2 separate regions of the Homo sapiens genome follow, and region 2 is linked to region 1. A link is a loop called in an ENCODE intact Hi-C map of the cell type or tissue named here. Cell type or tissue: PC-3. All regions are shown on one strand. Links, peaks and the distances in the headings refer to the core of each region. The heading gives the core; the rest is flanking DNA. Region 1 overlaps STX8 (syntaxin 8). Region 2 overlaps STX8 (syntaxin 8).

Region 1 (5,378 bases), core at 109-5,108:
AAACTCAGAAGCAGCTTGTCTTACTAATTCTTCAGACCTCTGCTCCTGTGTTGCAGCCTCTTGGAAACCTCTGAGCCCTTGGCTGACTCAGACCCGTCTGTACTACCTGCAGTCATTAGTGATTTACAGCATGTGTCCCCTCTCTCCTATACTCTTAAGTCCTATCTACCTTTTACCCTTTTTTTTTTTTTTTAAAGAAACAGGATCTCATCACTGCCCAGGCTGAAGTGCAGTGGCACAATCATAGCTCACCGCAACGTTGAACTCCTAGGTTCAAGGGATCCTCCCATCCCAGCCTCCCAAGTAGCTGGGACTATAGGCGTGAGCCACTGTGCCCAGTCCTATCTACATTTTTAGCTCCAGTTCCTAGCCCAGTACCTGGCACACAGATGATATCCACTATCTGTGCTGGCATGGATGAAGAAGAGAACAGATGAATGGGAAAACTTGAGGACAAGATGGTTTTGAAGGCAGATAGGCACTGATGAAGGACAAGGCATTTCTCCATTGATACTGAATTAAGGATGACACAGCGGGTACAGAGACAGACACACAAGAATGTAAAGAAAAAGGGGCCAAGAGATTTAACTAGCTTACCTCAATGAACCATGATAAGGGAAAGAAGAAGTAAAAACAATAGCCAGATAGAAATATTCTTGATAAACAGCATGATAAATAAAGGAACTGGCATAGTTCCTTCTTTGTTCCAGATTAATTGCTTATTCTTGTGGTAAAAGATTAAAAATAATTCTCTGAGAGACAAAAGTAGCTCTAAAGTCTGTTAAATAAACAAGACTACTTAGAACTCAGTTTCTTACCTATGTTTTATAAGGTTCAAAAGAGCTAATATGATAAAAAGCATGTTGGTCAGGCACAGTGTCATACATCTGTAATCCCAGCACTTTGGGAGGCTGAGGCAGGCAGATCGCTTGAGTCCAGGAGTTTGAGACCAGCCTGGGCAACATGGTGAAATCCTGTCTATAAAAAATAAAATAAAAATTAGCCAGGCATGACGGCGAGTGCCTGTAGTCCCAGGTACTCAGCAGGCTCAGGTGGGAGGCTCACTTAAGCCTGGGAGGTGGAGGTTGCAGTGAGTGCCACTGCACTCCAGCCAGGATGACAGACCAGACAGACCCTGTACCAAAAAAAAAAAAAAAAAAAAAAAAGAAAGAAAAAAGAAAAAAAGCAAGCCAGGTGCGGTGGCTCACACCTGTAATCCCAACACTTTGGGAGGCTGAGGCAGGCAATCACTTGAGGCTGGGGGGTTGAGGCCAGCCTAAGCAACATGGTGAAACCCCGTCTCTACTAAAAAATACTAAAATTAGCCAGGCATGGTGATACACACCTGTAATCCCAGCTAATTGGGAGGCTGAGGCAGGAGAATCACTTGAACTCAGGAGGCGGAGGTTGCAGTGAGCCGAGATCACACCATTGCACTCCAGCCTGGGCGAAAGAGCAAGACTCCATCTCAAAAAACAAAAATGAATTAAACCCCACATCTTATCATAGCTGGCATTTATAAAGGACTCACTAGTACTAGTCATTGTGCCACCTAACTGTTCTCACTTAGTCTACAGAACAATCACATGTACTACTAATTGCTATCCTCCTTTTAGAGTGAAGGGAACTGAGACTTAGAGAGGGCAAGCAGCTCTCTAAGTCACCCAGGCTGTAAGTGGCAGATCCCAAATTGTGCCCCAGGACTGTCGGACGCCACACCTGTGCTGCATGCTACTACTCTTAACCAGGGTCCTGCCCCACCTCCCTAAGAAGATCACATTCAGATGAGCTGAAGGCAGATCCAATGGTCGTCGATTGAGACAGCATTAATGCAATGTCAGCTGGGTTGATTTCTAACCACATCACTGAAACACTACTAAAATCACAATAAACGTGCTTAGACAACATTACGTAATAGTCAATATGCTGAGAAGCAAGACTGTACATCCACCCGAGTCATTCAGAATTCTTAGTCTGGTCTTTCACAATTGGCGCCCTCTGTCAGACTCAGACAAGGCTCTATTTTGAATTCTAATGAGGACCAAGCACACTGAATATTTAAACTGCAATTACAAAGATCCTACTTTTATGTAAATGTCCTTAATGGAAGTAACAGATCTGAAAATACATAGAGGTACCAGTGGAAAAATATCAGTCTAATTTGCATTTAGAAGCTAGAAAAAAAAAAAAACAGTATTGTTTTCTACTTGATGCTATCATTGGGGTGGGGTTGAGGGAGGAAAAGGGAGGAAAATCCACACAAAAATCTCGGTAAAAATTTTAAAGCCTGTGCTCCTGAGTGAAAGGTTCACAAAGAGGTACTTGAATCCCTTGTTAAGAACTGAACAAACAAATTCATCATCGGGCCTCTCTCCTGTGTGGCCCCTTGCAGTTCAGTCTGTATTCATAACTAGAAATTCTCTCACTGCTCAAGCATCTATGACTGATACATCGGCCCATCAAGGAAGATATGCCAAGGGTAGCGAAACAAAAGGCCATTTCATGATTCACAACCTATTTTTACACTCCTTTGTGTAAAATGATGATGTGGCGGCTGCTATCCACACTGCACCCAAGTCCTCTTAAACAGTGATAGAATTGCCCTGTGAATGGTAATTGAGTTACACTCCACTGGGCTGCTTAATTCCCACCCCCTATAGTTAAAGTACACCTTGCTTGCAGTTTGATTATGCATTTGTATGTGTTCATATATAAAACAGCCAATGTGGCTTTGCACTTGAGAAGAGCAGGTGGTTAACTCTTCGCTGTATCTCGAAGCTCTTGCACCAACCCTCTGCCCCTCAAACGCCTTTCTTATTAAGATCATAATTTAACTGCCTAGCATTTGGGCATTCTCTTCAAGATGCTAACATTTATCAAATGGATTATGCTTTTTTTTTTTTTCTTTCTTCTGGTTTGTCCTCTGGTTGATTCTTTCTTCTGCTGATACCAAATATGTTCACTGGATTTTTTAATTTCAGTTACCTGTTATTTCTAGAAGTTCTATCTGGTCCCTTTTCAAAATTTCTGTGTTACTTATTATAGTTTTCGGGTTTCTTAAGATGCTTTCAAGCTTGTCATTTTTAAAATATATTTTAAAAAGTGGAATTGAGTTTATAATCAACGTCTGATAATTCTACTACTGCAATTCTGTTCAGATTCATGTCCATGGTCTATTGCTGGTCCTCACTCATGCTGTGCTGTTTCCGGGTATGCTAGAATATATTTGACTATGTGCTGGTCATTGCCCTTAGAAATTTATTTTTAGTTGGCTCCTAGCATCCTAGAATATGCTTTCCTCCAGAGGCATTTCATTTGTTTTTGCCAGGCACCTCGAGCTATAACAGGTGAGTCTGCCTCAAACCAAATTCATGGTATGATGTTTCCCGGTCTACCCTGAGTATGTATGTCCAGGGGGCAAATTCACATGTGGGCCTTTCTGTGACCACAAGTTGTCAATACTGTATTTTCCCTCCCGTCTTTTTCTTCTCCTATTCTGCTCAGTGCCAACGCTGCCCTTTCCACAACCCCCCATGGTAAGTTTAGTTCTGGTTCACTTTTACTCTGAGGGTGTAGCTCTTTGGGGTCCCAGTTTCTTGTGGGAAGGGTCTCCCATGACATTTCCTAATTAGAGTGGGTGCCCAGGGACTAAATTTCCACCCCATTTGCCTGCCCCTCTCAGGCTACAGAAGTGTCTGGCTTTATCAGATTAAAAAAATTATTTTTATTTTTATTTATTAATTTTTTTTCTGAGATGGAGTCATGCTTTTTTGCCCAGGCTGGAGTGCAGTGGCATGATCTCGGCTAACTGCAATCTCTGCCTCCCGGGTTCAAGCGATTCTCCTGCCTCAGCCTCCCAACTAGCTGGGATTACAGGCACGCACCACCACGCCTGGCTAATTTTTGTATTCTTAGTAGAGACAGGGTTTCAACATGTTGGCCAGGCTGGTCTTGAACTCTTGACCTTGTGATCCACCCGCCTCGGCCTCCCAAAGTGCTGGGATTACAGGCATGAGCCACCACGCCCAGCCCTCATTTTTTTTTTTTTTTTTTTTTTAAGGAAAATACTGAAAAGTGGGCCAGGCGCGGTGGCTCACGCCTGTAATCCCAAAACTTTGGTAGGCTGAGGTGGGCAGATCACCTGAGGTCAGGAGATCGAGACCAGCCTGACCAACATGGAGAAACTCTGTCTTTAACAAAAATACAAAAATTAGCCCAGCGTGGTGGTGCATGCCTGTAATCCCAGCTACTCAGGAGGCTGAGGCAGGAGAATAGCTTGAACCTGGGAGACGGAGGTTGCAGTGAGCTGAGGTCATGCCATTGCACTCCAGCCTGGGAAACAAGAGCAAGAAGACTCCATCTCAAAAAAAAAAAAAGAAAAGAAAAGAAAAAGAAAAAGAAAAAGAAAATACTGGAAAGTACCTAAGAGTTTAGAGGCTGAAAGCAAAACCAAGCCAGGCTAATATGAAGGTTCCTCAAACATTTAAAAACTGAATTACCATTTTATCCAACAACTCCACTTCTGTATATATACACAAAAAAGGAAAGACTTGAGCAGCTATTTGTACAGCAACATTTATGGTGGCATTATTCACAATAGCCAAAAGGTGGAACAACCTGTGTCCACTGACAAATGGATAAACAAAATGTGATATATACATAAAATGGAATTATTATTCAGCCTTACAAAGCAATGAAATTCTGATACACACTACAACATGGATGAATCTTGAAGACATCACCCTAAATAAGCCAGATATAAAAGTATACATATGATCCCGCTTACAATAGGTACCTAGAATAATCATATCTACAGAGACAGAAAGTAGAAAAGTAGTTACCAAGGGCTGAAAGAGGGAGGAATAGGGAATTATTGTCTTGGATAAATTTCAGTTTGGGATGTTAAAAAAAGTGGCTGGGCGCAGTGGCTCACACCTGTAATCCAAGCACTTTGGAAGGCCGAGGAGGGTGGATCACCCGAGGCTGGGAGTTTGAGACCAGCCTGATTAACATGGAGAAACTCTGTCTCTACTAAAAATACAAAATTAGCCAGATGTGGTGGCGCATGCCTGTAATCCCAGCCACTCAGGAGGCTGAGGCAGGAGAATCGCTCGAACCCGGAAGGCAGAGGTTGCAGTGAGCTGAGATTGCACCATTGCATTCCAGTCAGGGCAACAAGAGCAGAACTCTATCTAAAAAAAAAAAAAAAAAAGTTCTGGACAGCCTCGGCCACGAAGTGAGACTCTATCTCTAGAATTTCTTTTTTTTAATGCCACTGAACTGTACATTTAAATGTAGTTAAGATGGTAAATTTTATGCTATATATATTTTACCACAATTAATTTTTTTTTTTTTTTGATGGAGTCTCACTGTGTCAC
Region 2 (5,378 bases), core at 225-5,224, 120 kb before region 1:
TCTGAGGTCAGGAGTTCGAGACCAGCCTGGCTAACATGGTGAAACCCCGTCTCTACTAAAAATATATTTAAAAAATTGGCCGGGCGCAGTGGCTCACGCCTGTAATCCCAGCACTTTGGGAGGCCGAGGCGGGCGGACCATGAGGTCAGGAGATCGAGACCATCCTGGCTAACATGGTGAAACCCCATCTCTACTAAAAGTACAAAAAATTAGCCTGGCGTGGTGGCAGGCGCCTGTAGTCCCACCTACTTGGGAGGCTGAGGCAGGAGAATGGCGTGAACCCGGGAGGCGGAGCTTGCAGTGAGCCGAGATTGCGCCACTGCACTCCAAACTGGGCAACAGAGCAAGACTCTGTCTCAAAAAAAAAAAAAATATTAGCCAGGTGTGGTGGTGGGTGCCTGTAATCCCAGCTACTTGGGAGGCTAAGGCAAGAGAATCGTTTGAACACGGGAGGCGGAGGTTGCAGTGAGCTGAGATCACACCACTGCAATACAGCCTGTGCAACAACAGTGAAACTCTGTCTCAAAAAAAAAAAAAAAAGAAAACGAAAATAAAAAAAAAAACTAGGGCAAGCTTCTTTGTCATCTACCTGTGACTGTGGTTGCATTTTTCTGATATGGGCTCTTTCTCTGATGATCCAATCTTTTGAGAAACGCTTCTCTTGGGGCCCCAAGGTTTCTCCCCCGTCTTCCTGTAGATGAAAACCTCATCCTAGTCTACCTCAAGGCTCTGCCAACTTTGGTTCATGGGCCAAATCTAGCTGTGCTCTGTTTTTGTGCAACCCATGAGCTAACAATGGTTTTTATATTTGTAGAGGGTTGTCAAAAAGGTAAAAGGAGGAGATGTGACACCGTCTGTGGTCTGCACAGCCTAAACCGTTTACGACCTGGCCTCTTCCAGAGGCTTGCTAGCTCCTGCTCTCCATCATCATGATGATGACCCACCTGCAGCATCAGTTCGCCCACTTAGGCGCTGGCCTTCAATGCGCTCTTCATTTCTTTCATCTAGGGATTTCCTTTCTTCCTTGTAAATTCAGCCCTGCATTAACATTTGTGGGTGGGTGGAGTTACACTATTTTACCTCACATTTCAAGATGCTTGCAGCAAGAAGGCAGGGGTAGGGGTGTGTGTGTGTGTGTGTGTGTGTGTGTGTGTGTGTGAATATCTTAGTCCATCTGCAGTGAGAAGGTAGGGATACGGGTGTGTGTGTGTATGCGTATGTGTGTGTATGTGAGAATATCTTAGTCCATCTTCTTGCCAGAAGCAGAAGAACAAATCTTTTCACTGATTTCTGCTCCAGAAACATCTTCAGGTTGACCAAAAGCTCCCCTGGGCAGGAGCTTCACTAGTTCTTGGTTATTCTGGTGCCTGTGTGGTGATCAGCTGAAGACTTGGTCCTGGCTGGGTGAAGGTTTATGTTGCGCAACATGAGGAGAAGATAACGAGAATGAGGAGGCAGGCACAGGCTGGGATGGGGCGAAGGGGCAATCCCTGGCACTCCAGGGCCTGGGCTCACCCTAAGATGACAGGGAGGGGCTGGCAGCTGAGGAGATGAGGGAGAGGATGAGAGGTGTTTTAGGAAGAGGTACTGCTCCTGAAGCTCCAGTGGGATCACAGTTGGGAGGACACTTGGGCCCAGAAGCTCCATGCATCAAGGCAGGCTCCACACTGAGGCTCTGATGGCCTGGAGCAGAGGCCAGTATGAATGACCGTGAATTGTCAAATCAGGGTGATTATGAGAAGAGCGGAGCAAGTGACAAGAACAAAGAAATCAAGAACAACAACTGATTGGGAAGAAGAAAACACACATCTGGTTTTGGTTCATACACCCGGAGCGTGAGGTCCAAGGGAAGAGGCCTCAAGGCATGCGCAGTCACTGCCATCCCTGATTTGGCTCCCTGCAGTGAGGGACTGCTTTCCCCGGTCCCTGCTCCACGATGGAACTACAGCAAGCTTTTCAGAATGTAAAGGAGATCAGGTCACCTCCTTGCTTAAATCCTCCAGTGGCTGAAACTGAGATCCAAACTTTACAGTGGCCAAGGGGGTCTTGCACAGTCTGACCCAGCAACCCTGCAGCCGCACTCTGCGCGCTGTGTTTGAGCCATCCTGGCTGTCTCCGGTGCCCCCAACAGGCTGATGCAGAAGGTAGGGGCCCTGCCTCCCAGCTTCGACACGCGCTATCCTTTCCATCCGGGAGCTCCCCACTCGTGGTCTAGTTAATCCCTCAAACTCAGTGGCATTTTCCCAAAGAACTCTTTGTCATCCTCCAGTTACCTGTGCCCTCTTTGCCCCCCTAAGTTTCCATGGTAACTCTTATTAAATCTTTTTTTTTTTTGAGATGGAGTCTCGCGCCCAGGCTAGAGTGCGGTGACGTGATCTTGGCTCACTGCAGCCTCCGCCTCCTGGGTTCAAGCAATTCTCCTGCTTTAGCCTCCCAAGTAGCGGGGATTACAGGTGCCCACCACTATGCCCGGCTAATTTTTGTATTTTTAGTAGAGACAGGGTTTCACCATGTTGGCCAGGCTGGTCTCGAACTCCTGACCTCAAGTGATTTGCCCTCCTGGGCCTCCCAAAGTGCTGGGATTACAGGCGTGAGCCACCGCGCCCGGCCTTGAATCATTATTTAGGTACTCAGTTACTGTCTGTCTCTCCTGGACACATGAACATCTACACCAGGGACTGTGGGTTCTCGTTCACCGCCATATCCCCCGTACCTAGAACAGAGCCTGGCACAGGAAAGAGGCACACACACACGCGCACGTGTGTGCATGTGTGTGTGTGTGTATAAAACAAATGAGTAAATGTATTGAATTTTTGGAAGGGATAAGAAGAGTCAAGAGAGGCATAGAAGGAGTGGTCAGCAGAGAGGGAGAAGCTGAGAAAATGTGGCAAGAAGGCCAATGAGTAAGAAAATTCAAAAAGTGGCCAATGCCAACCCACAATACTACAGAGACAAGATAGAAGAATGCTCTTCCACAGAAGAGCTGCAGAGACCTTTCATAGTACAGTTTTAGCGCATGGTGGGTGGGTCTAGTGGAACTATTATTAATACAGTGGTGGCTAAGCTGCTAATTTTTCTACCACAGATGCTGTGAATTAGACAAACTGTGCCCCAGGAAAGGCATGACAGGGCACACATTATCTATAAAAAATGAAAATGGGCCAGGCGCTGTGGCTCACGCCTGTAATCCCAGCACTTTGGGAGGCCAAGGCGGGCGGATCATCTGAGGTCAGGAGTTTGAGACCAGCCTGGCCAACACAGAGAAACCACGTCTCTACTAAAAATACAAAAATTAACCGGGCATGGTGGTGCACGCTTGTAGTCCCAGCTACTTGGGAGGCTGAGGCAGGAGAATCACTTGAACTCGGGAGGCGGAGGTTGTGGTGAACTGAGATTGTGCCACTGCACTCCAGCCTGGGCAACAGAGCAAGACTCCATCTCAAAATAAATAAATAAATAAATAAATAAATATATAAATAAATAAATAAATAAATAAATAAATGAAAATGAACTTGAGTGATGGACATCTTGGACAGTAAGCTGATAAGATGTGATAAACTGGGTTCTTGTCCCAAGATGAAAAGGAGGATTTTAGGAGCCATGACAAATAAGGCTTTTATATTTTAAACCCTTTCAGAGCAAACAGGGGGAGACTTTAAACAGGCTTAAGTAAACTGGTATATACTGAGGGTCAACTGAGGAGGTCGTTTTAAGATGGCAGGTGACAGCGATAAGCAAAAGCCAACTGCTGTCTTTTGGATTCTTTGGGTCAAAGAGAAGGTGTTTATCTACCTTAGCACGGCAATCCTTTTTCTTTAAGAAGTTTGGCTTTCTTCGAATGTGATCCCAGCTCTGGCACCTTTCTGAATGGAGTTTCTCTCCTCTGAAGGATGTTTCGGAATGAGTAAGCAGGGATCTTTTTGAAGCCAGGGAAAGCTGAGCCACACCGTTCATGAAACAGTCATGCGTGCCAGGTTTGGCACTAAGTGCTATGGGTGTATTACTTGGTTTAATTCTGCACAGTAAGTAACCCTCATCTCTGTTTTATATCTGAGGAAGCTGGGGTTCTGGAAGGTGAACTCTCCTACCTAAGGCCCTCTGGCGGGTAAGAGGAAGAACTAGAATTGGAATCCAGGTGGGTAGGACCCCTCTGCCCACACGCTCACCCTTGTCTACACCAGTGGAGCTTGAGTGGAGGCATCCTGATTCGAGACAGTGTGGGGGTCCCTCGGGGAGAGAGGCTCAGACTCACTGGGGTTGAAACACCGGGATCAAGAGTTTCTTCTCTTTTCATCCTCTTCTCTTTCTCCCTCCCTCCTTCCCTTCCTTAACGTTTTATGATGGAAAATTTTAAACATATACAAAAGCAGACCGAAGGGCACGCAGAACAGTGATGAGCCCATCCGTCAGCTTTCGCAAGGATCCATTCATGGCCTGTCTGGCTTTATGCAAACCCTCACCTGCTCCCTGTCTCCTGCATATTATTTTGAAACAAATTCCAGACATAGGTCATCTACAAATATTTCAGTAAGTATCACTAAAAGGCACCATTAAAAAGACACACACACTCCCCCACTACCCACATAACCACAGAGGGTCTGACGGTTCCTAAAGGCAGAGGCAGGGAAGAGCTGGCAACTCTTCTGATGTAGGAAGGTGGCTCCAGTTTCAGGGGCGCAGCCGACCCCCCTGCCGGAGGGACATGGGACCTCACATCGTACTCGGTCACGTGTGAAAAGCAGAACTTCCTTCTTCTGCCTCAGAATAGTTCTTAAACCTCAGGGGGGTCTACTCATCCATTCCCCCAGCTAAGGAAATGTTTGACATTTCAGAACAAGGAAAGACAGTTGAACTTCTGGGAGGCTGCCAACTTCTTAAACAATGAATGCTCTCTGCCCCCAACCCTAGCACAGAACACCTGCTGCGGCTCCTGACTTCGGGATCGTTTCTCTGCGCTTCACTCAGCTCCTGCCCTGGGCCCGCTGGCACCTGGCGAGGCAGATTTTCCCTTCCAATACTCAAGAGTCCCTTTCAGGGGCAGGCATGGGATGCCAGGGTTACAAGAGTGGAAAAAAATGTCCATTTCCTTTGGTCAGTTTACCAGATGAGTATTACTCAACCACTTACAATATTTACAAGTCCAGCTCATGGCAATTAAAAAAAGATGTAAGAAAACAAACTCCTTTTCAAACTGGGAGAGGATATTAAACACAGTCTCTCAGGAATGGTGTTTTCTGAAGACTCGTCATCTGGAGTCATGGTCCATACTTTTTTCCAGTGAAACACTGGAAACGAGCAAAATACGGAGCTTGTGCTGCCAACGCCCCTGCCACAAGTTGGGTGTAGGTAACAGCTCTCAGTGCTTACTGACATGGAGG

Evidence for each region. Hi-C counts contacts between places; a loop is a spot of excess contacts. Peaks named below come from ENCODE experiments on the same cell type or tissue, not always from the same donor. Only the 100,000 strongest peaks of a DNase experiment are listed, where the experiment ranks them.
Region 2: it touches region 1 in a loop (2.5-fold over the local background); 3 of 110 quality-filtered maps call a loop at or near these places.

The regions. Positions count from the first base shown.
Region 1 is chr17:9,368,745-9,374,122 of GRCh38, forward strand. The region is part of intron 7 of STX8 (syntaxin 8); the gene reads right to left. Among named protein-coding and RNA genes, the nearest start is that of STX8, 200 kb to the right of the region's middle. In PC-3, for the core only: a CTCF peak has its summit at 2,001; a DNase peak (open chromatin) is centred at 2,457; H3K27ac peaks cover 1,960 bases.
Region 2 is chr17:9,252,086-9,257,463 of GRCh38, forward strand. The region is part of intron 7 of STX8 (syntaxin 8); the gene reads right to left. Among named protein-coding and RNA genes, the nearest start is that of NTN1, 230 kb to the left of the region's middle. In PC-3, for the core only: no CTCF peak of the experiment used is centred there; no DNase peak of the experiment used is centred there; H3K27ac peaks cover 759 bases.